Linked DNA regions of Homo sapiens: region 1 is linked to region 2. Evidence: chromatin loops called from intact Hi-C (ENCODE). Cell type or tissue: Caco-2. All regions are shown on one strand. Links, peaks and the distances in the headings refer to the core of each region. The heading gives the core; the rest is flanking DNA.

Region 1 (11,365 bases), core at 1,580-9,579, 690 kb before region 2:
GCCTATGATATGCTTCAGTAACAATCTTCATGGTCAGTATGTCTTGCTGGCTTCTACAAGTTCCTGTTTCTCAGAATACACAGAAATATGAGTTTGATTTTTAGGGGAAAAAGGAGGAGGAGGAGGGAGGAATTCAGGGAGGAGATGTCTTACAGACCAGAATTTGCCTTTTGGCAGAAATTTGGCTACTCCTCACCAGTCCGATTTGAGCTCTTACTTCTGGCTAATTACACTACATCTCTCTCTCTCTGGGGTGCTGATGGTAGCATTCCATGGCTATTAATAAATGCCTCATGACATTTGGGAGAGGACAACTTTGTGAGTGAGGAAAGCTTTATTAATTTGGGGGCAAGGTTTTATGTTTAAAATGAAAAGTACCTTTAAAGAATGTTGCAGCCATAGAGTTGTTCTCAGGGTGGAGCACAGTTCTCTGTAAGCATACTGTGTTCACAGTCAAGAGCAGTGAATAGAGGAGTAAGCCCATCTTTTAATGTGTAATGTTGAACAAACCAGGATGTTGCATTTTCATGGCTGGCGCTAGGCTTGGGGAGCCTTGCTGAGGGGGCCATGGAGGTAGAATCTGGATGAAATGGGAGACAGAGGAGAACAAGCTATATTAATCATCACATCCATGCAGCTTGACTGTTGTCAGGGAAAACAACATTTTCTGGGTTTCTTTAGCATCTTCTCTGACTCTAAATTGTGCAGGCAGAGTTCTGCTGGGCAGAACTTACTGCACCCTGAGAATTTTAGGTATCCACCAAAAACTCACAGTAGCACCAGGCCAGTGAGCCTGAAACACTGACGAATGTCACTGACTGGCAGGCCTCACTCTGAGACTGCAGAGGCAGGGCATTTAGGGGGACATGGTGATGGAATTTCAGAAATGGGTCAGCAGCTACCTCATGTTCCTGCCCTATGATGGATGATATGGACACTGCTGGAAGCCCTGACTGGTGAGTTGGAATCAAGAGAATGTGCCTAATCTGCTGTGTCAATGGCCAAGAGGGAAAAGATTATGAAACAGGAGAAAGGGAAAGAGAACCAGAATGTTTTTCTTCTCATGAGGAGAGGCTCATTGAAGAAAGCTCAACCTAAGCCAAGGCTGCTCATTATAGCAAAAAGAATGGTGCCTTGCATTTTACAAAGCACTTTACCATTATGGAGCATTTTCACATTTTACATGACCATAGTTGTACCTCACTACAACCAAATGAGGAAGGCAACGGGAAAAGTGAGCCTCACAGCTTGAAGAAATGCTGGGATTTTTTTTTTCTTTTTGAGACAGAGTCTTGCTCTGTCACCAGGCTGGAGTGCAATGGCACGATCTTGGCTCACTGCAACCTCCACCTCCTGGGTTCAAGCGATTCTCCTGCCTCAGCCTCCTGAGTAGCTGGGACTACAGGTGCCTGCCACCACGCCCAGCTAATTTTTGTATTTTTAGGAGAGACGGGGTTTCACCATGTTGGCCAGGATGGTCTCCATCTCTTGACCTCGTGATCTGCCTGCCTCAGCCTCCCAAAGTGCTGGGATTATAGGTGTCAGCCACCCCGCCCAGCCAGGAAATATTTTTAAAATAAGGAAATATACAAGTTGTAAAAGCTGCCCATATATTGAAGCCACAAGGCTGTTCCTTGGTGTAAAGCTAAAGATAGGAATGAATGCCAATATGAACGCTTTTTAGAAAATTTTCTTTCTGATGTCATGAAAAACAAGAAGGATCTCACCTTTCTTTCAAATGTAGAACATTCGCAATGTGAACAGAAGGTATTCTGTTTTGGATATTTCTGATGAGATCTTTACATTTTTCTTTTCTTTTTCTTCAAAACAAGAATAAAGGCTTCTGGTGACTTTCACTTTGACTTTGTTCTTATTACTCCAAGGTCATTAATAGTTGACAGTACACACCATTCTAGTAATAAGTATTTGTTTGGTACTTGGGTAAAATTGCTAGCATGTATGGCTGTCTCAGCCTTGAGCTGCCACTGGCTTCCTCTATACCTAGAGTCAGAAGAACTGGGTTGTAATCTGCAACAACTAGCAAAAGACTCAACTTCTTTGAGCCCAGGTTTCCTATCTGTAAAACGTGATAGTACCTACTTCGTAAGTTATAAGAGCCAGAACAAAGGAGATATCACACAGACAAAAGTATACAGAACAAGTGCACGGCATGTTAGTATAGAGTAGACTCACTCAATATTGTGCTGGAGTTGATTAGTATGAATGCACAAGGGCTGATTATTATATTTTCAGGAATTCTGCTAGCCAATTGCTAAACCATTGGCAGCTTGAAACCGACTGTGGTGGGAAAATTTACACCACAAAAATCAACAGTCATAAATCAGGGTTCGTCCCCAGCTAGTGGCTAAAGATTTACAAGCGCATCACCACTGCTCATGATAATGTATGTTTCGCTCTTGGTTTTCAATTTCCTATTTGGTATTGTTCTAAAAATGTGATGAACTAAATATTTTGGGGATATAAATGTCTTTAAAAATATAAGGAGTGTTCTTTCACTGGGGCAGAGCCTCTGTTGGGTTAAAGCATCAGTGAAAAAAATTATGGGATTGGATTCCAGGTATCAGCAAGTTTGGTGGTTATGGGAGACATTTTTGGCTGCCTACCCAACAACCATTCCTCATCCCCCCTCCCCCCCCGCCACCTTTACCCCTTTTCCCTCATGAAAGAACTAGACTCCTTGATTTCAAGGAAGGTGGGGCCAAACCCTAATTTACAGCCCCAGGAATGGATAGTGATTGCTCTAGTCAGTCACAGGAATGTGAGTCTCCTCCACCAGTGACTGGACTGGTGATGGACATATGACTGAATTCTGGCTTTCATTCTCAGATAAAAGAAACAGACTCCTATTAGAAGAAAGCTCTTGAGCCCTTTTCTGTCCATCCACTTTGATTTGAGGATATGATGCCATGTGACCATTAGGCAACAGGCAGGGAGGAAAAAAACCAACTCCCTGAGGATGTCTGAGCAGAATAGTAGACAGTGTCTATTTCTGTGACATCACTGAGCCACTGATTGAACCCTGGACCTGCCTCTCTTTAATAATAATGGTTTAAACTACAATTATATCTCTGTGATTTGTATTCAAAAGCATTCCTAGCTAATACAGGGAGGGCAATATATTGCAAATGTAGCTGTCTTTTCAAAGTTTCCCAGATTATAATTTGTAGTTGATGAAAAAAAAAACCCATCTTTTTGGTTTTTTTGTTTGTTTGTTTTTCAAATAAGCCTACTTATAAAGCCCATCCTAGCTCTAATCTCAAATAGCACAGAGATCTGAGATTGGGGGCCATATTATGGGGAAGAGAAGACAGGCAAAGAATGGGGACTTCCCTCTGGATCTGTGTGGATTTGTTCAGCTATTATAATAGAGTTAATCAGGGATGGACATTACTGAAGTTCTTAAAGAGACTTATGCATTGACATCTTGAGATCCCACTTTTAGGGTATTTCCCTAGGTATAATATAATTAGGATCTTTTTAGGATTACTCTTAGGATCTTTTGTCCTGAGTTATTTTGAACACTTACCAAAAAGGTTATCTGGGAAATTCACTCAGAGCTGGCAGAACAATGAAGGAAGTTTTGGTGGAGATGGTGGTGGGGCACTCCAAAAGCTATACCTGTTACCCTTTCAAAGAGAGAAATGAAATTAGAAAAGAATATGCCATCATACCTGTGAGAAAATAGGAACCTGAAGAGGATGAGGATTTTCTAGCAGAGGAAATAGTAAACTAGCATGTGGAGTACTGGCCAGATATCAGAATCTGCCTCTGATCCCCTAAAAGACAGGATTCTTGAAGCCAAGCCAGTGCCATGCTAGCAGCAACAGAGTATGAGGAGGACATTTTGAAGAAGCAGCAGGCTATGTAGGTCTTGTTTCTGGAGGCAGAGGCAGAGAAATCTGTGCATGTCTGGATGGTTTCTGAGTGTCCTCACCCCAGGGGTTTTTTGCAGACTTGCTATAGGAGCAGCAGGCGCAGGAAACAGGAAATGGGATTCAGGAGGGTGTGAAAATAGCCCTATGTTCTTCATCTTCCCACTGCCCCAGTTCCTGGCTCATCTCTTCTCTGTGCAGCCTGTGACTGTGTCTGTTGGTAACTTCTTCCCATACTCCAAAGGCTATAAGCTTCAGAGAGCTCAGCTGCCAGGCTAGTGCCCAAGAGGGACAATAACGATAGTGAGAAGCTACATTCAGGGCCGTTAGCACTGGGAAATGGCAGAGAATGCTAGGAAGTCTATGAATGGCCTCCAAGGCTGTTTAGAGCTTATGAAGTCTTCCATTCTCCTTTTGCTGAAAACTCCCATGGAAGTGAAAGGAACCTCTGTCTGGTTTATTTCAAAGGGAGGTTTGTAAAAAGAAAAAAAAAACGTACTTAACTTTATCCAAGTAGCTTCTTACTGGCTAATTTTTAGAGCTAAATATCTTGACTGCTTTAAAACATTTCTTTTTCATATTACACAAAAGAACTGAGGATGGGGTCTGACAATTAGATGCATGTTCCATTTATACATTCTGTTTCTTGCTAGGGAGGTAGCCACTGTGTAAGCCCTTTTAGAAACTATTTTTAGGGAAAAACCACTCACTGATAAGAGTTCATCAGAATAAAATCAACTTAGGAGGACAGTTACTGCAAAGTATTCTTGTTATTTGGGATCAATGAACTCCAAATCCCTTGAAGCTGTTGCAGACCCACAAAATAAGTCTGTTCACCTGTTCACTTGCTAGCGAGAAAAGTAAGCAAGAATGTGCCCGGGGCACTTTTGAGTCATGGCCTGTATTTGGGGGGTATGAGTGGAATTCCAGAAGTTATGTGTAAATGAATAAGCATAACAACCACTTCACTTCCCTCACATGCAGGAAGCAGGCACAAAAAAAGGAGTGTGTGTCTGTGTGTGTGTTTAAGCTATAATCCTGCTACAATTACATCATTCAAAACAACACTATAAATAGTTTCAGTGACAGAGACACATTCAAGTTATCTCAAAAAATGTGTGCTGAGAGCAGTGCTTATCCTACTCCTGCTGCTGGTGATTTAAAACATTTAGGAACCCAGGAAAAGCCACATATCCTAGCCACAGGAAGAACAGGAACTGGAGTAGAGTCAGGTAAAAGGGAGAAGAGGAATTTGTCCAACTCCGCACATGTAGGCTGCCATCCATGTGACAACCAGCTACGCTTGGTGGGCCTGAGCTTCCACCTCATTATTTTTGCTTTCTCATAGTTTTTGCTTCCTCATCTTACTCAGAGTTTCTGTTTCCCTTTAGCTTCTCTGGCCACGTGTTGATCCACTGTGTGTCACAATTTCTCTCAATATACCCTTTCAGCCCCAGAGCTTGCTTCTCCCTGCCTCATTCACCAAGTATCTTAATCCATTTGCATTGCTATAAAGGAATACCTGAGACTGGGTCATTTATAAAAAGCGGAGGTTTATTTGGCTCATGGTTCTGCAGACTGCACAAGAAGCACAGTACCAGCATCTGCTTCTGGTGAGGGCTTCAGACTGTTTCATGGCAGAAGGCAAAGGGGAGCCAGTGTGTCATGTGTCAAGAGAGAGGGAACAAGAGAGAGGGAGGAAGGCACCAGGCTCCTTTTAACAATCAGTGCTGGCAGGAATCAACAGAGCAAGAATGTATTCATTACCAAGCCATTCATGAGGGTTCAGCCCCCATGACCCAAACACTTCCCATCAGGCTCCACCTCTAACATTGGGGATCAAATTTCACCATGGGACTAGGCAGAACCAAACAAACAATCTCCAACCATAGCACCAAGTATCTTCTCATCCTTTTTCTGGGAGAGAATTTGATGGTCCTGTTTATCTTTTTCTATACTGCTGGCCATCCTGAGGATTGATTGACCTTGGGTACAGCCAGTTGTAAACTAGGAATAAAGTCATGTGGTTCAAAGCATGACAGTCTCTATTTTTTTTTTTTTTTTTTAACAACCAGTCTCTTTCTGTAGCTCAGGCTGGAGTGCAGTGGCAAGCTCATAGCTCACTGTAAGCTCCAACTCCTGGGCTCAAGTGATACGCCCTCTTAAACCTCTCCAGTAGCTGGGATAACAGGTGTACACCACTACACATGGCTAATGTTTAAAAAAAATTTTCAGTAGAGACAGGGTCTCACTATGTTGCCCAGGCTGGTCTTGAACTCCTGGCCTCAAGAGATCCTCTTGCCTTGGCCTCTGAATGTGCCGGGATTACAGGTATGAGCCACCATGCTCAGCCCATGGCAGTCTTGGGCAGTCTCCTACCTAGAGGCAATGAATGAGGCAGTTCCTATTAATAATGGTAGGCACCATGGTTGACGTGTCTAATGTAAATGTGTGAGTATGTAGTTAAAATATCCTTTTGGCCAGGTGCAGTGGCGCAAGCCTGTAGTCCCAGCACTTTGGGAGGCCGAGGTGTGCGGATCACCTGAGGTCAGGAGTTGGTCACCTGGCCAACTTGGTGAAACCCCATGTCTTCTAAAAATACAAAAATTAGCCGAGCTTGGTGGTGGGTGCCTGTAATCCAAGCTACTCAGGAGACTGAAGCAGGAGAATTGCTTGAACCCAGGAGGTGGAGGTTGTAGTAAGCCAAGATCACACCACTGTACTCCAGCCTGGGTAACAGAGCAAGACTCCGTCTCAAAAAAAAAAAAAAAATCCTTTTAATTAAACTAATATTAAATTTTTTCATTCAGTTTGTCTAACAGGACTATAATTCATGTGTATATATATATGTGTGTGTACTTTATCCTGAGCATGAATAAACAGGGGAAAGAATATCATACTGCACGTCTTTCAACTGAAATGTTTACACCACCTTGAGCTTTTATTGACTATTCGATCTAAAGAAACCACTGAGCCAGTTGCCCCCAACTCACATCACTTTATTTCCTCCATAGTTCTTATTAGCCAAAATTATATTGTTTGTTTTATAAAGTATTGCCTCTCTTCTCCTCCATCCCCCAGAGTATAAGCCCCTTGAGAGCAGGGACTTGGTTGATCTTACAGACCACATTATTCCTCAGTACCTCAGACAGTGACTGACACAAATAAATATTTGTTAAATAAATGAATAAATAAATGTAGTTGATGATGAATGCACAAGAGAAAAATACTATGTATTCTTAAGATCTTCCACTTTAGAGTACATAAGAATCACCTGGTACTTATTAATACAGATCCCTTGCAAATATTCTCATCAAGTATTTCTAGGATGGAAACCAGGATTCATCACTGTAAACAACCACTGAGTGATTCTGATGTGATTGGTCCAGCTTTTTTTTTTTGAGACGGAGTTTCACTCTTGTTGCCCAGGCTGGAATACAATGGCGCTATCTCGACTCACCACAACCTCCGCCTCTAGGGTTCAAGTGATTCTCCTGTCTCAGCCTCCTGAGTAGCTGGGATTACAGGTATGTGCCACCATGCCCCACCAATTTTGTATTTTTAGTAGAGACAGGTTTTCTCCATATTGGTCAGGCTGGTCTCGAACTTCCGGCCTCAGGTGATCCACCTGCCTCGGCCTCCCAAAGTGCTGGGATTACAGGCGTGACCCACCGCGCCCAGCCTGGTCCAACATTTTGATAAACACTGCTGTGGGTGAACTTGTAAGATCTTCAATTTGTAATTCCCCACCCAATCAATACAAATACAAACACAGAATCACAGGGGAAGCCAACACTTGGATGATTAGAGCTTATTCCATTTGTCACCAAGGACTGTTCATGAACTAGGTGCCATCAACCAGTCTGTTGCCCCCAGTTAGATCAGAAAGTAGTGATCAAATCAAAAGTAACAAATCCTCTTCCAGTCCCAGCAAGCTACATTGCTTGGAACCCTCTCTCAGAGCAATTGATGAGTTTCTGAACCTGCCATATTGACTAGCAGACCTAATTTAAGACTTTATGTTAAGATGTATTTTTTTCTTCTACCATAATTGAAATGCTTATTTACCTAGAATATCCTCATGTAATTCTTTTGAGCTATTTTATAAAATAACATAACTTATTGAAAAGTGGGGGAAAAGCCTTTATGGCAGATAATCCTCACAACCCTCCATGAGGAGGGTATGCTTATGATTCCCACTTAATAGAGGGAGAAACCAAGGCACAGAAAAGTTAACTGATCTACCCATGTTGATAACAGATACTAAGTGATAAAGTTGGGCTGTGTTCCCACATATTCAGATCCTAGGGGCTGCACATTTATCCCTTCAAGAGAAAAACAGAGATCTGGGAGTTGGTGATATCCTTTGAGCAATACTTAAAGCCAGCCTTAACCAGAACTTTCCAGAAACATGGGCCAATGATACTCTTTTTGTTAAAACCAGAGGGTTGTTTTCTGCCCTTGGCAGTTAAAAGAATACTAATACTTACTTCAAAGACTTTTTTTTTTCATTTTTAGATCCAGATTCCATTTTTTGCTTTGAATTGTTATTTCTGTGCCATACTGACATCTTTAATAAATACATTCAGAATATGAAGTATATTGTTGGCACCATATAAATATGCTGGGTAAATAAATTTGTGCCTCTTACCTTTAACCTCCTCTTCAGTTCCAACCCTTTACTGTTCCTTCCATGCAGTAATCAAACTAGTGGCTTATGCTCTGATTTTCCTTTGGTGTATGGTTTCTTTCTTACTTAAGGAAGTTCTAGAGAAACACTTTATTTTTTATTGTCTGGAGCAAGTCTTAGATGGAATCTTATAGCACTTTTCAAATTGTCCTTGAATTATTAGCCACAGAGTAAGAGTTGTTGCTTTTATCAGTTAGCTGTATTTTAAAATTCTCAGGTGAGTATGTGTGGTCATTTCAGGGCATCAGCAAATATGGTGGTTAATCTGTACCCTTCCTCCATCTGTTCTCCACCCTTCACTGCCCTTCTCTGCACCCTGGATTGGGGGGAGGTACACCCATATACACCACCTCATGAAGCCCATTTTGTCCTATAGTTTCTTGATGGAAGGCATCTACAGGAGATCAGAGTCAGAGAATAGAGATGTTGGAGTATTTCTTACCCCACATTCTCCCTGCCCTTGATACTGTGGTCAGCCAGTGGCTTTACCTTCAGGATTATAGCTCCTATCAGTTTGCTCTCTTTCATTGGTTCAGCTGTCACTATTTCCTCTCCTTGGCCTTCAGGCCAAGCTGGGTGTGATAACAGCATTCCACTCTTGCTAGGCCCTGGGTGCCTCAATGTGGCAGATTGTTTCTTCCAAAAGAACAACCATAGAATTTCTTCTCCTACTTGCTCTTAAAGAACCTTGACATCGCTGCATCAAAAGGTGGAATCTTTGTCCCCTCCACCCCCCTTGAACCTGGGATGGCTTTTGTGTTGGCCTTGACAAATAGAATCAATAGCAGGGACGCAATGTAGCTTCCAAGGCTAGGTCATCTCCTTTAGGTAAACCTTTCTCCTAGCTCTCTTGGGACATGCACATTTAGAGCCTTCAGCCACCATGTAAGAAGTCTAGTTACCCTGACAAGAGACCATATGGAGAGACCACATAGAGAGAGAGCTCTGTCTGAGGACGCTGGTTGTTGCAGCTCCACCTGTGTGAGCCTCCCCGTCTAGGTGCAGATATATGAATAGGTGGCCTTCCGATGATTCTTGTTCTAGCCAATGTCTGACTACAAATGCATGAGACACCCTGGTGAGAACTACCCTGCTGAACCCATTCAACCTCCTGAGCCATGAGAAGTCATATACCACTAAGTTTTGGTGTAGTTGGTTAGGTGGCTATAGATAACTGATACACTCAACGTCCCTTGCTAGTTCCCTTAACTATACCCACATCTCTTCAAATTCCCAGAGCATGCCTTCTATTTCCTGTGGGACCCTGACTACCATGCTGAGAAAGACAGCATTATATATATATATGTGTGTGTGTATATATATATACATATGTGTGTGTATATATTATATATGTTAGAATCAAAAGATCCTCAGAAATCTTAGAGTGAGATCCACCCCTTTGGGTTACAGGTGAGGAAACTGAAGAACCAACTGAGTAAAAATCAAATAGAATTTTATAGGTAGGGAACTAAGGTCCTGACCCATGCAGTGACCCACAGCTCATTAGGGCTCAGATTAGAACGCAGCCCCTATCCACAGCTTTCCTCTACCTAGAGCTTTGTGATTGCTGATTTATCTTACAAATATATTATGCAACTTAAGTCACTTTGGGTCTTGGTGCAGTTTTCAGTCCCAAGACCTCTGATTGTTGGGGTGTCAACAGAGCTCCGTTATTTTTTACTGCAAGAATTATGTGCTGTGGTGTCCGTGCCTGTGTGGCCCTGATTCCAAAGCTAAGCAGATTGTTTGATTGTTTCTAATGAAGACAGGCAGCTTCTCTTTGGAGAATGGCAGAAATGGCTTCTTGGCTGTGCCAGCCGTCTCCTGGAAGCCTTTTCTCTTCCCTTAAAGTCGCTGTCACAGAAACTTGCCGTTTGTCACTCTTGAGGCCCAAGGAACTATTATAAGGTTGTGTGTGCTTCACTTAATGCTGAAGCTAGGTAATTATCTTAGGTGTGCATAGACACCAAACAAAGATTCTTAATAAAAGAACGCAGTAATTTCCTTGTCATTGTCATTTATTCGGTTATTCATGCTAGAGTCTGCTAATTCAGATTTGGATGCATTTGTGTTCTTGTGTGTGTGAGTGTGTGTGTGTTTATCACACATGCTTTCTGCTCATTAGCCAATCTATGCTAAAATAATATTCTTATTATTTTATTCTTTTAATGTAATTGTATTTTAAACTTTTTTTTTTTTTAAATTTTGATTTCTTTCTTTTTTCTTTTCTTTTCTTGCTCCACAAGGCTGGAATGCAGTGGTATGGTCTTAGTTCACTGCAGTCTTGACTTCCTGAGCTCAGGCAATCCTCCCACCTCAGCCTCCTGAGTAGCTGGGACTAAGGTGCACACCACCAAGCCCATAATGTAATTGTATTTTAAGAGGCACTTCCTAGAGAGATAATGTTTAATAAAAAAAAGTGCAGGAATTGGGAGGAGTAGGATTGGGACTTCAGATACTACCTTAGGACTTTTTCAGTTTCAGAAGACTGCAATCCAACTCAAACCAGCGGAAGCAGAAAAGAAAATATATTAGTCTCGTATAATGAAGTCCAGTTAGAGTACAACTAAATCAAGGTGCTCAAATAATATCATCAGGAATGTGTCTCTTTCAGTCTCTCAGGTGTTCTTTCTTTACTATTGGCTTCAGTCCCAGGTAGGCTCTTAGCTCAAGGTGGTAAGATGGTCACCAACAGTTCCAGATTTAGCCATCCCAGTGGAAAAATCATGTCTCTTTCCTTGTAGCCCCAGCACAAATCCCAAGGCTGGCTCGCATTGCACCT
Region 2 (11,365 bases), core at 641-8,640:
TTCACCTTTACCCTAGAAAATCTGAGAATCCATTGGTGTGTACTGTGTGACACAATGCCAACAAGCCTCTGGTTTCTAATACTGGCAGGACCAACACACATACTTTAGTGGGAATATAATCTGTTTAGACGATAATAGAGGGAAATGCCATAATTAACAAATCTCCCTTCACTCACCACTATCCTCATTCTTGCAGTTGTCAAGGTGTAAGCCTCACTGTAAGTTACAAAGCTACCACTCCCCTCTTTAAGAACACATAGCTTAGGATTGCCTTGGCGATGTGGGCTCTTTTTTGGTTCCATATGAACTTAAGTAGTTTTTTCCAATTCTGTGAAGAAAGTCATTGGTAGCTTGATGGGGATGGCATTGAATCTGTAAATTACCTTGGGCAGTATGGCCATTTTCACAATATTGATTCTTCCTACCCAAGAGCATGGAATGTTCTTCCATTTGTTTGTATCCTCTTTTATTTCCTTGAGCAGTAGCTTGTAGTTCTCCTTGAAGAGGTCCTTCACATCCCTTGTAAGTTGGATTCCTAGGTATTTTATTCTCTTTGAAGCAATTGTGAATGGGAGTTCACTCATGATTTGGCTCTCTGTTTGTCTGTTGTTGGTGTATAAGAATGCTTGTGATTTTTGTACATTGATTTTGTATCCTGAGACTTTGCTGAAGTTGCTTATCAGCTTAAGGAGATTTTGGGCTGAGACGATGGGGTTTTCTAGATATACAATCATGTCGTCTGCAAACGGACAATTTGACTTCCTCTTTTCCTAATTGAATACCCTTTATTTCCTTCTCCTGCCTAATTGCCCTGGCCAGAACTTCCAACACTATGTTGAATACGAGTGGTGAGAGAGGGCATCCCTGTCTTGTGCCAGTTTTCAAAGGGAATGCTTCCAGTTTTTGCCCATTCAGTATGATATTGGCTGTGGGTTTGTCATAGATAGCTCTTATTATTTTGAAATACACCCCATCAATCCCTAATTTATTGAGAGTTTTTAGCATGAAGGGTTGTTGAATTTTGTCAAAGGCTTTTTCTGCATCTATTGAGATAATCATGTGTTTTTTGTCTTTGGCTCTGTTTATATGCTGGATTACATTCATTGATTTGCGTATATTGAACCAGCCTTGCATCCCAGGGATGAAGCCCACTTGATCATGGTGGATAAGCTTTTTGATGTGCTGCTGGATTCGTTTTGCCAGTATTTTATCCAGTTAGAATGGCAATCATTAAAAAGTCAGGAAACAACAGGTGCTGGAGAGGATGTGGAGAAATAGGAACACTTTCACACTGTTGGTGGGACTGTAAACTAGTTCAACCATTGTGGAAGTCAGTGTGGCGATTCCTCAGGGATCTAGAACTGGAAACACCATTTGACCCAGCCATCCCATTACTGGGTATATACCCAAAGGACTATAAATCATGCTGCTATAAAGACACATGCACACGTATGTTTATTGTGGCATTATTCACAATAGCAAAGACTTGGAACCAACCCAAATGTCCAACAATGATAGACTGGATTAAGAAAACGTGGCACATATACACCATGGAATACTATGCAGCCATAAAAAATGATGAGTTCATGTCCTTTGTAGGGACATGGATGAAATTGGAAATCATCATTCTCAGTAAACTATCACAAGAACAAAAAACCAAACACCGCATATTCTCACTCATAGGTGGGAATTGAACAATGAGATCACATGGACACAGGAAGGGGAATATCACACTCTGGGGACTGTTGTGGGGTGGGGGGATGGGGGAGGGATAGCATTAGGAGATATACCTAATGCTAGATGACGAGTTAGTGGGTGCAGCGCACCAGCATGGCACATGTATACCTATGTAACTAACCTGCACAATGTGCACATGTACCCTAAAACTTAAAGTATAAAAAAAAAAAAAAACATAGCTAAAGAAAAACTGCATATGCAAATCATACCGTATTCATTTTTTTATTTAACTTGGGGATGGAATGGGGATAGCATACATTTTATTTGTACAATATTTAACAATCACTTATCCAAGGTGGGGTTTTATGGGGATTTTAAGCTTTCTGTTAAATACTTGCAGAAAAAATAGCAAGTACGATTTGACAGTAGTACAATAACCTGTGCCCAAAACACAAGAAATACAGAGTAAAGCGAAAATAACTGCTTACCAATATTCTGAGAGGTAACAAATGGGATATGGGTTGAGACTGCATAAAAAACGTACTGCTGGTTGAATATCTGAGGTAAATGATGTTCAATCAAGATGCTACTTGTATCATTTTGCCCATAAATGGATAAATAATTTTATGCATATCATACCAAATGTTCCTAAAAAGTAATCTTTCAAAAAAGTATAAAAGAGAAACTGGAAAGTATCTGTGATGAAGCTTCTTTCTTTAAAAAAAAAAAAAAAAACAAAAAAACCAGTAATCAGTTTATTCCACTAAACCACCATCTCGCCATGGTTTTTTTTCCCCTACCACCTGCATTTTACTTAAATGTAGCTGTTACTTAGGGGTGAGGAAATGCAACAGAAGAGATTCTTTTTAAATTTCATGATATGATTCTATTTTAAATTCCAAAGGTGTTGGGTTTTTTCCTGATTGTATTTTCAAAACATCACCATGAAAGATAGATAGTGCAAGTTCATGGGACTAACAATCGTGAAGCACAGTCTCTTTTTCTGGAATTCACAAGGTACCTAGAATTCAAACAAGAATCACACATCACATGCTAAAAAAACTTCTAGCATCTAAAATACATACAAGAGCTGTGCAGGGCATAGACTTCAAATAAAGCCGAACACTGGTTAATCCATCAGTCCTATGGCAAGTTGATCATAAAGCATTCCTTACGCGGAGATCTGGGCAAGGTAAAGAGTATAAGTTAGAGCAGCAGCAGTTCTGATGGGTATCAGAAAGGCAAAATACAAGACGAGTCATGAGGAGCACCATACACATGAGGAAAGAGTTATTTGGGGGGTCTCAGTTTGCCCCAAAATGGATCACCATTTTTCTCATTCTTTGATCTTTTTTTTTTCCAGTATCTCTAGCTCAAACTTTCTGTTAACTTGCCCACTCTGCACTGACTGTAAACCAAACACTAAATACCCTGCAAAAGAAAGTTTTAACAAGACTAGGTATAAGGACAGGTAGTCACTGGAACATTCTTATTTTACTGCTTATAAAAAGTTTTTCTATTAATAATAGTTCTCAAAAGAATACAAGTTTTAAAATTGGTTAGCTACAGTTAAATACAATACCCAGGATTTCTAAAAATTTTTTCTAACTTGAAAACATTTTATATTGTGAATAACTGGGTTTAAAAATTTTATCTCTAGTACTCACATAAGCCAAACATTCATCATAATATCCCTTGTTTATTTTTGTTTAACTTTTAAAAAGAAAGTTAAATGTTCACAACAGGTAGAAATTCATCTTCAGGAAATTAATGATTTTCTTGTATGCACATTCTCAATATTTTCCCTTCTTGATTAGTTTTTAAATGGAAGCAAAACCAGATCAAGAAATTGAGAGACCAAGTACTTTGTGAAATAAAGAGGTGAACTCAACATTGAAAAGGGAATTGCTAGGAATACAATGAATGAGACCATGGGGACACACGTGACAGTTCTGAATGGTCTGCAGCACACAGACGCTATTACTCTTCTTTTCCTCCCTGCTTAAAGTCTGTTGACCTATGTATTGTTTATAAATAACATAATTAATTTACTATTCCCAGAGATTACGTACATATATGTAAAATGTAGTGTACTGTGTGGTTAAATAACCATTTGAAGACAACACATTCACAGTGAGCTCCTGACAGTGACATGTAAAAAATTCTTTTATAAAATTAACATGGATTTTAAAATGACCTGACAGAAATACACAGCATAATACTGGCTATTTGTTGATTAATTGATTGGTAATCTGGAAATTCAGAAAATTAATGTTTTACTTTTTGGCCTGTATAAATTTGAGGAAGAATCCAATTGTATTCTAACGTAATATTGTTTTGAAAAGCACTTTAGCACCTGCCTACCATCAATTCCATTTTCTTAGCAAGGATAAGGCATGAACTATCCTAAATTAGTATCAGTGTTAGTTGTAAAAGCAATTTTGGGGAGGAGGCTAGGCTATGCTACCTATATCAACATTGGTTACCTCTAAATGTCATTGCATATTTTAAGTTATACGTTTAATTTGTTATCCCTGATTTGTTTTAAAGCAGTAACATCTGAAATCTGCTTAAAGTTTAATATCTTTATCCTAGGATAATTCTTTACATATCACAGACATCAAATATTACTCTGACAAGATGGCACCAAGCAGAAGTATAGTGATAAAGTTACAAGTCTCATAGCAGACAGTGGGGAATTCTGGGTAACGACACTTCCTGAGGTGATCCTAAAACAGTGATAAAGAATGTCCCACACACTGTTTGGTGAAAAGAAATACACTACAATTTTACATATATAAATAGAAAAAACTCTATTTTAAAAGATAAAATGAAGAGCTTTCCAGTGTCACAGCTCACTTTAAAAAATTTTAAATCATGCTTTAAATTTTCAAATATTCCCCAAACACAGCACACCTAAAAAAAATACTTAGGTAAGTATGCAAATTTTGGGAACTGGATATAAGATGGGGCTTTAAAACATGGGAAGAAGGGGGAAATGACACCATCTTTTCAAAAAACAGCACTTTTTTTCCCTACATTACAAGCCAGCACAAGAAATGCTAAAACACTGCTTTACGAATGGCCACTTATTGTTGGCACTAAGCATAGCTTACCTTTTTTTCCTTAAATAACACAGTGAATTTGTTACAAAACATGGATCGATTTATTATTCAAATTTTGTTAGTGTTTTCAATTTTATAATTTAGCAACCGTGGAACTGAGGTATACCTTGTTGAGGGAGGTTAAAGTAATGCTTGGAAGCCTCTTTACTGTACCCCACTTTGATGACTTTATGTACACAGAACAGCAGCACACTAAACATTCACAAGCTGTGTCATATTGGCATTACAATAGTCATTTATAGAAACAACAGCAAATGCAATAAAAACAAGTTACCCTTTTTAAAATCTGAAATGAAAAGTTTTTGATTTAAAAAAAATAGCAGTAGTTCATTTAAGGAATTAGTGTCTTCTGACAGACATTAAGAAATCTGATGTCAGTTTTCAAACACTCCATTAGCCAGGTCCAAAAGATCCTTGATTTGGAGAGGGCTACATTCTTCATGTACACTTTTTCAAAAGTTTCTTTATAGAGTTTGCAAGGTTTCTCTTAGTCTCATGTCCTTCACATCTGTGCTGTCGGCAATGCAGTAAGTCTCCCAGAGCAACATTTTTCAACAAAGGGTCTTCTTTCTTAACATTTCCAAGAGACATCCTACTCATTTTACACAGAAAATAAACTGTAAGCAGTTTCTTTAGCTTAGCAGCTCCAGTTCAGAGTCCCATTTCTTAGTGTGCACAGATGGCGCAACCATCATAGACTAGATTCTTTGGGAGGAAAGTCAACATTTGTCACCATTGTGACCACTGTTACAATGTCCTCTGTGGTAATAATATTTGTTAGTCTCTGCATCTGGGTAATTCTTTCACCTACACATCCAGCTGATAACCTGGCTTCTGCGTCGTGATCCCAACATTCTTCAATGGTTTCACAGAGCATTGCCATTCCCTAAAAGGAGAAAAACATATACTCAAACGCCACAGCAGTTTTTGTTTTCTATTAGGAAACAATAAAATTTTCATGAAGAAATGGCTATTTTTCTGGGTCAAAGAAGTTTCTGTCAACATTCACTTTTATTGACTACCATGTGCAGAATCATAAAGAAAAGCACAAACAGAACTTTTTTTTTAAGCATGAGACTATCACAAGAGGAATTTTTTTAACTCCAAAAAAAAAATCTCTATCCCTTGTTCATAACCCAGGTCATTTCAATGCTAACCCTTCAAATGGACTCAAAAATCAAGGATAAAGGGGACCTACCAATTTTTATTGTTTTCTTAGTTAATATCAGCATTTCTATCTTACAATTAAACAGAAGATCAGAAAGCCACCCTTGGGATTTCTCTACCTGGTTTTAGCCAGGTTTCTAGTTATATTTAGACTGAAATAACCAGGGCAATACTGTTATGTGCCTGGTCTCTATAGTTTTAAAGCACTATTAAGACTTGAAAGTCTAAGCCGAAATTAAAAGGCTACAACAAACTCCCATGGAGAGGAGAAAACATGGTGCTTCATAAACTTTTTAAAATGTTGTCATATTGGAAGTGGTCATCAGCAAAGTTACCCAACTATCCACAGTTTCCGAGTCTGGCATGCCTTTTCCCTGGGAAACTTTCTAAATAGATGACACAATCTTCTGCACAGGACCATTGAGACAAAAGCCCTCTAAAGCTCTATTACTTTACAATCACCTTCAGGGGTATACAGACATAGCCCTAATTCTGCCTCTAGAACTCTAGAATATCCTGTGTGAAGATCACCTTCCAGAAAATACTTGCAGAAGAAAGAGAAATGTGCAGAGATAAATAATTCCTCTGAAAAGTGTTTTATTGGAATTTCAAATGAAAAGCTAACTGGATAACTTACAGCATGTTTCTGCCAATAATCTCTTAAAACAGGCCTCTTTTTTTTATGCACAACAACTTCCTGCATGTCTTCAAGAGATGGATGCTGGCCAATTTCCTCCTCAAATGGCAACATGTATTCATCTACAGGTCCTGAAAAGTAAGAAAAGTAAAATAAATCATTTTCATTAAAATCCTCCTGACTTTCAAACTGGTACAAACTTTCTAAAATATACTCTGTCACCTATTCCCAACTGTTTACATGCTATGAGGACAGAAGAGAAACAGACTCTCAACTGTACTTATACCACAGTGTGACCAAACTAATGTATGGGAAATGAAAAGGCCTATAATTTGGCATGTAATTCCCTTAAAGATTGCATAAGGGGCTTTCTTATCTAGGTATAAAGGATGCCTATTTCCATCTGCACAGAGGACATAAGGAACAATCAGTATTTGTAAATTAACGTTATATAATATCCCTTTAAGGTACCCATTCCTTACAATTCAGATCAGAATGTTAACAGTGGTGCTTCCAGCTCTGGAGGCTCTAGGTTCAATCTATTATAACCATGTTTATTCTATGGCATATCCAAACCCCCTGCATGCCCCACATGAGGAATTATGCACCTCAGAGTCATACCTCTTCTCTACACTCCCTCACAACAGCTGCCAAAAAGTACATGTTTATTTTTTAGAAAATCACAAACAGGCTCTCCAACTAGGGGTCCCAACAAGTCAGGATGTGCCTTCATAGACAACATTAAACAACATAAATAATTCCTTTTTTCTTAGGCCTACTCAGATAAATAGAAAATTGTATTTAGGAGTTAATAATAACTAACATCCAGTAAGCACCTATCCTGATCAGAAACTTTACATATATTACTTACTTCACAGGGTTAAGATGGCAGTACCTCTATTTACTGATAAGAAGCTCAGAAAAGTTACATAATTTGCACAAAGACATACAGCTGTTAAACGGTAGAGCTGGAATTGAACCCAACTCTCTAAATAACTCTGAAGTCTGGTTTTAATCACTGGATTGCCTTCCTTTGACAGACACAGGTCACCACTGAGCAGTATCAGTGACCAGATAGATGTATGTGTGCATAAACACAAATTTTGTGAAGCTCTTGAAATGCACTAAATACTCCTGGGTAGAATACAATGAATCATAAAGGGGTCATCTAACTTAACCCTCTTCAAATATAAGAATTATCTATGGCTGGACAGTTGGTCTCTGCTTGAGTACTTCCAGTGACAAAGTACCGACATTCTAAGGTGTCTATTCAACACTTATGTGGTGTACAGGCCAGCAACACTGCCGTCAACTGGTAGCTTAGCTTTTAAGAAATGTAGACTCTCAGGCTTCAACCCAGACCTACTGAGTCAGAATCTAAATTTTAACAAGATTCCTAAGAATCTGGTATGACACATTAAAGTTTGAGAATTACTTCATTTAACAAACAAGTAACCATCAACACACGTGAAAGCACCTACTTTAGCAATCAATGCTCACACTATCCTCTCTACCCCAATTTCTGACTTAACAATTGGGTTCTGACTTAAGAGTCAGAAATGCCTGACTCTGAAATTATTTCATGGCATTTAAGAAAAGTCAGTATCTAGCCTTTTCTTTTTCCAAAAGAACTTCTCTGAAACCTCTCTTCCCCATAAACAAAGCAATTTCTCCCCTAAACTCCTAAAACACATGCTTGTATTTCTTAAGTATTGCACTAACCCAGAAACATTTATTGAATACCTATGTACTGGGGAATGGGCCAGACAACTCACACTTAACTTACTCTAGAGTTAATTGTCCAGGATATATTTTATTGCCCTAACTAAACTGTATATTACTTGAGAATAAGGTCTTGTGTCTCCTAAATTACTTAATCCAATGATTTGTTATGGAGAGTTCATATTAATAAAGTTCTTATAAAATATATTTTCCTATAACATCTGCCATCTAACCTACTTCTGCTTCCATAAATGCACATCATAAATGTCATTCCTCTTAGAGTCAAAACACTCTGCGTTCTTAACGCTTCTTCCTAAAGACTTCTGAAATTATTCCAAAATTGCTTCAACTTTTCTTAGGTTTGGCATTGACTCCCAAGCCAATCCCTCAATCCTGGAAGAATGCCCATTTCTGAACACTCTATTAAATTCCCTTTAATAGTACCCTATATTGAATTTCATATTCCAGTGGCAGTCTGTCCTACAACGAGAGCCTATTACAGTACTCAGAAAATAAAATATTGTTAGTAACATAGGTTACATTGGTTATAACTTAAAATATTCACAATTTCTTCTATGGTCTTTGACAATCACAGGAAGTTTTTAGGCAATTATAAATTAGAACTTAAGAAACAGATCAAGCTCATTTACATCTGTTTAGGAGTTTAGCAGTCGGCAAGTTTGCCTTATATTATTCAAAACAAAAAATGCTGCAACATACTTGAAGACAGAGTAAAGACCTTATGAAGGAGTACTAAAGACAGTGCTTGAAACACTAAAATAGTTCTGTCACACTGGAAATATCGTCTGAAAATTTACCCAGAAAAATAAATAAATAAAAGCAAATATCTATAAGACTTGAACATGGACTTCAATAACAAGAACAAGTAATAGAAACCCTTTAACCTGGGGGGCAGGACCCATATGACCTTAAAGCAGACCTCTCCCTATGTCTGGATCAGAGTTTCAAATCTAGGTTTCATCATTCACCAGTTTGAGGCTAAAGTAGGCAAACTACTTAATTTCTCTGCATCTCAATTTCCTCATATGTAAAGCATAATAACTACCTCTGAAACCGTTTTAGGAAATAACCTTAAGGTATGTGAAGTGTCCAGCAACATAGCTAGTAATGGTAAAGGATCAATACATAGCAATTCCTTTCCTCTCCTACCCCACCCACTGCTCCCCTGCCTCCTGAATTCTCTACCATCTCTTGGAGTCAATTAAAAAAAAACTGTACTTTAAAATATTACCTTGGAGTGTATCATCCCTTTTCATATATGTGTGGTAGGCATATATATCTTTTTTAAAAATATTTTTTTCCCTTACCATCTGCAGCAGTACAGCGAGAAGCCAGTTCCCATAGGACTAATCCCATGGCATACATATCTATCCTCAAAAATGCATCCCTTTGGAAGTTTATAGCACCCTCTAATACCTCTGGAGCCATGTACCTCCGGGTACCAACCTGAAAAAGATGTTAAAAGCAAAGAGTACTCATTCATTAACTTTATGAACTAACATATGATTTTGTAAGATGAATCAAAACCAAATGTGGTCTATTACCAGGGTAAGGTATACACACTATAGCGTATAAATAGAAAGATCCTTTCTGCGTATACTTAAAAAATATATCAACAGACATTATGCTGGTACAGACTTAGAAGTTTTTATGTTCCCCTTTCTGGATGTAATCACAAGAAACTGAACCAATTGTCAGCTGGGAGAAGGATGCTGCATACTTTTCAACTGTACCTTTGCATACTGTTTGAAATGTAGCTTTAAAAAAAAAACTTTTTTTGAGGTCTTTTCTCTGTATTAAAAAAACTAATAAAATGTTATAAAAAGAATTAGCTAAGTAAAGGACAGACTGATGTTAAAAAGTTCTATCTGTACAAAATCTATGTATTTGTTTATTCATAAATTCTTCTGTCTTGGAGTCCTTTATTTATAACTGTCCCCAACAATTTGGTATTTCTTAGTACTGTAACTATGGTTACTAAGCTAGTACAGCTAGCTTTGGTTGGTGCTTGACAACATTCATATATGAATGCTTAAAAATATTTGTGAGATAGCTGGGTACATCACAACATACTTGCGATGTATTCGAACTAGAGAGTAGTCTAGATATTGGTACGTCCATAACGCTCCATCCTTAGGTGGCTATAATCTCTACTCTAGACTAAAAGTTGGGCAATTTATGCAAATATACATGTAAAGATTTTTTTTAAGAATAAAGACAGATCACTAAGACTAAAGTTCAAGGAGAACACATTAAAGGGAAAAGTGGCTCTACTTTTAAAAAATTTACTACTCAGAATAATTATTTTAATTGTGCTATCAGTGAATGTTTCCCTAAAGCCTACTTTTCTCTTACAGGTAAATGTATGCCATCCAAGGTACCTACCTCTTTTATTGTAAGATTATGGTTTATTTACCATGTTGACATAAAATGTTCCCTCTTTTATATGTGTTCTTTGTACTATATAAAATGTGCAATAACATGCAAGTCCCTCCAAATATTTCTGAAATTTTCTGGTCCATGAAATCTAAAGTCAAGGAGTCATTACTGTAAGCCAATAATTTTTAACTAATCATAAAACCCAGTTGTGAAGGAGTTAAAAATATGACATGAATGAGTCAGAAATTTTTTTTCTCAAAAAATGAGGGAGGGCTTATGAGGTACCAAATTAAGAATATGTTCCCAGAATTTAGTCTTATGATAGTCTATCATTCAATTAGCTTAGAAGTTTGTCCTCAGGCTTCCTACACAATCTTGGTAGTATTCTCCACAAAATTGCCTCCATTCCCATACACATTTGCAGTCAACTTTTCTAGAGCTATATGGCTACTGACCATTACCCCAAACTACATTCTTAAATAGTTAGTCAATACTGCCAAAATTGGTGGTGCCATGACATTAAAAACGTGTCCTCAGGAACCAATAGGATATGCTGGGGAAAAGAAACCTAAGAATTAGTTGGCCAAATAATTTACATGATATGAAAGATGAAGAAATGATAATGTCGAAGGCCTGA

What was found. Hi-C counts contacts between places; a loop is a spot of excess contacts. Peaks named below come from ENCODE experiments on the same cell type or tissue, not always from the same donor. Only the 100,000 strongest peaks of a DNase experiment are listed, where the experiment ranks them.
Region 1: it touches region 2 in a loop (14-fold over the local background); 1 of 110 quality-filtered maps calls a loop at or near these places.

The regions. Positions count from the first base shown.
Region 1 is chr2:148,608,401-148,619,765 of GRCh38, reverse strand. No RefSeq gene overlaps it. Among named protein-coding and RNA genes, the nearest start is that of EPC2, 31 kb to the left of the region's middle. RefSeq lists enhancers at 5,219-5,348, 5,350-5,955. In Caco-2, for the core only: no CTCF peak of the experiment used is centred there; a DNase peak (open chromatin) is centred at 4,785.
Region 2 is chr2:147,921,403-147,932,767 of GRCh38, reverse strand. ACVR2A (activin A receptor type 2A) reads right to left here. Exons shown (of 11, transcript NM_001616.5): 9 at 9,657-9,795; 10 at 6,607-6,737; 11 at 1,946-5,688. The coding sequence ends at 5,494. ORC4 (origin recognition complex subunit 4) reads left to right here. Exons shown (of 14, transcript NM_181741.4): 14 at 1-2,372. Among named protein-coding and RNA genes, the nearest start is that of ACVR2A, 82 kb to the right of the region's middle. In Caco-2, for the core only: no CTCF peak of the experiment used is centred there; a DNase peak (open chromatin) is centred at 5,607.